2 separate regions of the Homo sapiens genome follow, and region 2 is linked to region 1. A link is an interaction called in ENCODE POLR2A ChIA-PET data of the cell type or tissue named here. Cell type or tissue: PC-3. All regions are shown on one strand. Links, peaks and the distances in the headings refer to the core of each region. The heading gives the core; the rest is flanking DNA. Region 1 overlaps ITGB1 (integrin subunit beta 1). Region 2 overlaps ITGB1-DT (ITGB1 divergent transcript).

The links. ChIA-PET counts read pairs that join two places held together with the same protein. Peaks named below come from ENCODE experiments on the same cell type or tissue, not always from the same donor. Only the 100,000 strongest peaks of a DNase experiment are listed, where the experiment ranks them.
Region 2: POLR2A ChIA-PET joins it to region 1 with 7 read pairs; 4 of 35 experiments call an interaction of 5 or more read pairs at or near these places.

The regions. Positions count from the first base shown.
Region 1 is chr10:32,949,342-32,952,154 of GRCh38, reverse strand. All of the region lies in intron 1 of ITGB1 (integrin subunit beta 1), which reads left to right. Among named protein-coding and RNA genes, the nearest start is that of ITGB1, 7.5 kb to the left of the region's middle. In PC-3, for the core only: no CTCF peak of the experiment used is centred there; a DNase peak (open chromatin) is centred at 1,224; H3K4me3 peaks cover 2,044 bases; H3K27ac peaks cover 1,876 bases.
Region 2 is chr10:33,059,741-33,062,553 of GRCh38, reverse strand. The region is part of intron 2 of ITGB1-DT (ITGB1 divergent transcript); the gene reads right to left. Among named protein-coding and RNA genes, the nearest start is that of IATPR, 56 kb to the left of the region's middle. In PC-3, for the core only: no CTCF peak of the experiment used is centred there; no DNase peak of the experiment used is centred there.

The DNA of each region.
Region 1 (2,813 bases), core at 135-2,634:
AGATACTGTTTACAGCTTACTGATGTGTAAAATGAGAAACTTTTTTTCCTATGTTTATCATGGTTTTAAAACATTTATCATGTATTTAAAATACTGTATGCACTCCACCACAGACAGGATGGAGAGGAAGATGTGACAAAAGATGTGGTCAAAATTAGTTTTAATCAAGGAAGCATTTTGGAATGATCTGCTTAAAAAGTGGATATAATTACGCAGTTTGAGAAGATAATTCTCCTTAATTGAAATTACGGGGAATAAGTCTTGCTCTCAGGTGCTTATTGATACCGTTGATCATGCTGGTTCTTTTGCTGGCTCCACTCACAATTATCTTTGACAACTTGCCCCAAAGTAAACTTTCTCAACCAAAACCGTTCCCAACTTCTTTCCTCCTCACAGGGAAAGGCAAAAAAGTCCGCAGGCATAGAGAGTGGAAAGAAGGAACAGCATACTAGGCTGGTTTGAAAAACAATCAATTGCTAGGTAATAATGTCTTACCTTTTGAGTGGAAGGAGGAGCTGGGAAGAATTAAGTTCGGGCAGGTTTTTTGCTCATTTTGGATCAGCCCTTCATATTATGGCTTAATAGCTTTGTTTATAGTGTATTTTTCTGCTTTTACGTTCATCCTCTGAAGTCTTGAGTTAATTTTGTGCCCCTTTACCCCCATTTGAATTAAATGCTTCATTTTTTTCCCGTTTCTCACATAAAGCTATTTTTTTTTCAGGACAGGGAGGGGCTGGTGGTGGTGGTGGTGCTGTACCAGTTGTCTGTTTATGAGATCACCATTAGACAACGTTTCTCATTGGCTTGAATTATTTGAATTTTGTGTGATTTTCCTGTTATGTTGATTCTGTTCTTGGTGTCTATGAGTTCTGTAGAGGATTCCAGCCTAAATTTTCTTCCTTAGTTCTGTTTACTTTTCCTCGACTTTTGTGGTTTTGCTCTTTGATCACTGTCAAGATCTATTTGAGATTTTCTGACTTTCTTGAAGAGCAGAATGAGATCTAGATTTTCTCTTATTTTTAAAGAAGATTCTTCACTGACTTCCTTTCACTTTTTGTTCTGTGGAAGTCTTTCCTAGGTGTTAAGTTTCCAGGCTTTACCTCCCCCTACCCCCAACGTATTATCTTTAGGCATTTTGTTTGCCAATGCGTACTATATCCATTATTTATCTTTCCCTTGCACTTGTAGATTGGGTGGTGATAAAAATCTTCCATATTTCATTTTCCTGGAGAAGGCGGGTAGAGTCACTAGTGATGAATTTTATCTTCAATCTGTTGTATAATTTTCTTAAAGTATCTCGCCGTGTTGTGAGCTGTTCTCAGATTTCAAATTGTTTTGTGAACCTATAGCTTTGGAGCAGCCAAACCTTTGTTGTTAGAGCTTCTTAGCCCAGGCTATCATTATCATTGTGTGAGAAGGGGTTAGTGCTCTTTAAAAAGCCATTTTTCTTCTGGGTGGGAGTGGTGAATTTTAGATGGTTTTCTAATTCAGACTACTTTTCTGTTTGTCAAGGAGAGGAGAAGAGGACTTCAAATGTGGTGTTACATCTTTGGGATCCCTTAGCCTCTTCTCTTTCATGTCTCCTTTTTTTTCTTCTCTATTCTTTCTGCGAAGTTTTGTTAATCATTAATGCTAGCTTATTAATATTTGGGCCATAAACACCTCTGTAGTGACCAACACACCTCTTCCTGCCAGATGGAAGGAAAAAAAGTGTTGAGTTTTAATTGTTCTTCCTGTAAGGGGAAAGGTTCCCTTTCCATGGGAGGAACTCATCTCCACATGTCACCCTCTCAGATGGTACAGAATTCAGAAAGATTTCTCAGTTTCTTCCATTCATGTTTTTCTCGTTTTTATTACTCTCTATGTGGGATAAGTGGGAGGAACCTCATGTCTTTCAATTTGGCTCTGTGTTCTTCTTCTGGAATATATTGATTTTTAAATACTAAAATCTGTTATTGGCCTATTTCTTCCCCTTTTAAAAGCAGATACAGAAAATAATGATGGTAGAACAGACTTGGGATGAATCCAAGTTTATTATAATTTTTAGGAGACATTTATGATATACCTCTATAGGTATCAGAATCTTTTCTACTATTAAGGTGAAAAGATTTGAGATTTTGTGAAATCTTTTGTGTATTCTTTTTATTTGAGTTGGCTTTTAGGTGGCTTATTTTTCAACTCTGAAATGAACATAACATGTTACATATGTTACATATGTTACAATTTTTTTCTAAAGTGTAGTTGTTTAATTTCTACAAAGATAGTCCATATAAAGTTTCTAAAGATTGTAAATTTAAAAGGAAATGCCAAATGAATTATTTGTAAAATTGTTTAAAAAAATTAATAAATAATGAGTGTGTATTTAAAAGTTTGAACATGATATAAAACCATACTTTTATGGATAAAGATTAGTTTACAGTGAAGATTAAAACAATTATGCACTATTTTTGACAGTGGAAACAATTGCACATATTTGGGTTAACCACTAAAATGAGATTATTTGTGGGTGGTGTTTAAGATTGTTTATTGTTCAGGGAATGAATTATGACCCCTTAGATAAAATTTCATATGGTAAAAAATGACCTTAAGGTGAAATGCTTTTATAGGAACAAGACACAAAACCTTTGTCTGTACTTATGAAATATGGCAATTAAAATAACTTTTCTTGGCCTCTATTAAGTTCAAATGCCCAAGAAATAAACTCATAGAACATTATAAGCCCTTTCCATTTCTGTGCCCTGAGTCAGTTCTAACACTAGAAGGATGTTCTTTGTTTTAAAATAGTGATTAAGTAGGCTTTGAAAAAATTACAG
Region 2 (2,813 bases), core at 267-2,766, 110 kb before region 1:
TTAGGTTATTTCCAAATCTTGGCTATTGTGAATAGTCCTACAGTAAACATGGGAGTGCAGATATCTCTTTGCTATACTGAATTCCTTTCTTTGGGGTATAGATCTAGCCCTATTCAGCTTTATACCCCTAATGTCTAGCCTTTCTACATTTAGTAGTTGATCAAGAAATGTTTGTTGATCAAAATGATTTGTAGCATCCCTTGCATCAAAGGAAGACAGCTGTGCCAAGTGGGAGTGAATTCTCACTGTGAAGCCCACAGGGGGCTGGTCTTCCAAAATCAGGCACTGTCACCCCCTCCACCCCCACCCGCTGGAAGCACCTGCCTGTTACCCTTTATCAGAGTAAGAACAAATACTCTGTTGGTTATGATTCAAGATGCGAAGAGGCCATCACATGCCTTCTAATTAATTAAGGTGGATTAAATCACAGACATTAAAGATTTTGAGTGTTCTGTTATGTTAGCTTTATATTTAAAGACTCAGTGATGACCTATTCCTCTGTGTGCCATGAATCATGTGGTGAATAAGTGATTTAAGGTAACTGCTACATTATACCTGGGAGGGCCTGTCAATATGGCTTGCTATCAACTGCCACTTTATATCAAGGCTAATGGAATGAAATGTAATAGGAAATCCTGGTTTGGAGGAAAATAAAAGAGTGGTTGTTCATTGATTAAATTTACCTGAAAGTCTGACATATCCATCGACCAAATGTTGTATTTCTGAATGAGTCACGTGCTTTTAAGACCCTGCCAGTAAAATGTTGGTTGCATTTTTGACTGATCCCCAAAGCATTTGTTCACTAGGTGAATGCCTGTGATCCTAGGGACCGGGAGCTTCAGAAGCTCCAAACATGCCCAGTCAGTACTGTGGGCCTTGATCCTATCTGCTGCTGAAGACCCCAACCCAGTGGACCTAGAACACAGACCAGAAAGGCCTTGAGAATAAATTGGCCCAAAGCTCACATTCCACAGATGAGGAAACCTTTCTGCTACACTGATTAGTTTCCTATTGCTGCTGTAACAAATTACCCCCAACGTAGTGACTTTAAGCAGCACAGACATACTCTCTTCTGATTCAGGAGGTCAGAGGTCTAAAATGGAGGCCTGGCATGGTGGCTCATGCATGTAATCCCAGTACTTTGGGAGGCCACAGCAGGAAGATCACTTGAGGCCAGGAGTTTGAGACCAGCCTGGGCAAAATGGTGAAACCCCATCTCTACAAAATTAAAAAAAAAATTAGCCCGATGTGGTGGCATACACTGATGTCCCAGCTACTCGAGAGGCTGAGGCGGGCGGGGTGGCAGAATCATCTGAGGCCAGGAGTTTGAGGCTGCAGTAAGCTATGATCACACCAGTGCACTCTAGCCTGGTCAACAGAGTGAGACCCCATCTCAAAAAAAAAGTCTAAAATGGGTCTGCAAGGCTGGGTTCCTTTTGGAGTTTCCAGGGGAGTATTTCTCTCCTTTCCTTTTCCAGCTCCTAGTGACCACCTGCATCTATCAGCTCTTGCCCGCCTTTCTTCATCTTTAAAGCCAATAGGGCAGAGTCTTCTTTCCCATATGACCTCCTGTCTCTCTCGTAAGAGACCTTGTGACTACATGGGGCCTACCCAGGCAATCCAGAATCGTCTCCCCAACTCAAGATCCTTAAATGAATCCCATCTACAGAGTGTCTCTGCCACATAAGGTAACATATTCACAGGTTCCGGGGAGTAGAGTGTTGACATCTTTGGAGGACTGTTATTCAGCCAGCCATGCTGTCAAAAGAGGAAATTTTGTAAACAAGCCACTGAAAATATTTCTCTACAGCCTCGATTGACAGAAGCTCAGGTACCTTGTCAATCTCTGGCAGATGCAGTGGTGAGAGCATAGACTATGAGCGCAGGAATCAGGTGGGCTAAGTCTGAGCCTGAGGCTGCCATTCACAAGCTCTGCAGGCTTGGACCAAGCCATTTATGAATGGTTGATGCCCCAAAAGCCTCGAAACCTTGAAGGAAGTGGTAGGAAATGAGGCAAGTAGACAGAGAGTGAGAGACTTGAAGCGCACTGATGAGCTGCGTGCAGAAACGTGAGTTTCACAAAAGCAGAGATCTCCTTTGCTTTGTCTACCCCTGCGCCCTCAGTGCCTAGAATAGCGCTACCATAAAAAATGTTTGATGAACGAGTGTTCAATGTCATGAACAGGTTCATATTAAAACTGACCCTGGTGAACACTTTTACATGACTGGCGGGAATGTAAACTAGTATAACCACTATGGAAAACAGTATGGAGATTCCTTGAAGAACTAAAAGTAGAACTACCATTCAATCCAGCAATCCTACTGGGTATCTACCCAAAAAAAAAGAAGTCATTATATGAAAAAGATAAATGCACATGCAAGTTTATTGCAGCACAATTCACAATTGAAAGATATGGAACCAATCTAAGTGCCCATCAACCAAATGGATGAAGAAAATGTAGTATATATACACCATGGAATACTACTCAGCCATTAAAAGGAATGAAATAATATCTTTTGCAGCAACTTGGATGGAGCTGGAAGCCATTATTCTAAGTGAAGTAACTCAGGAATGGAAAACCAAATATTGTATGTTCTCACTTATAAATGGGAGCTAAGCTATGAAGATGCAATAGCATAAGAATGATATAATGGACTTTGGGGAATCAGGTGGGAAGATGGGAGGGGATTGAAAGATAAAAGGCTACACACTGGGTATAGTGTACACTATTTGGGTGATGGGTACACCAAAATCTCAAAAATCACCCCCAAAGAATTTATTCACATAACCAAAAACCACCTGTACCCCAAAA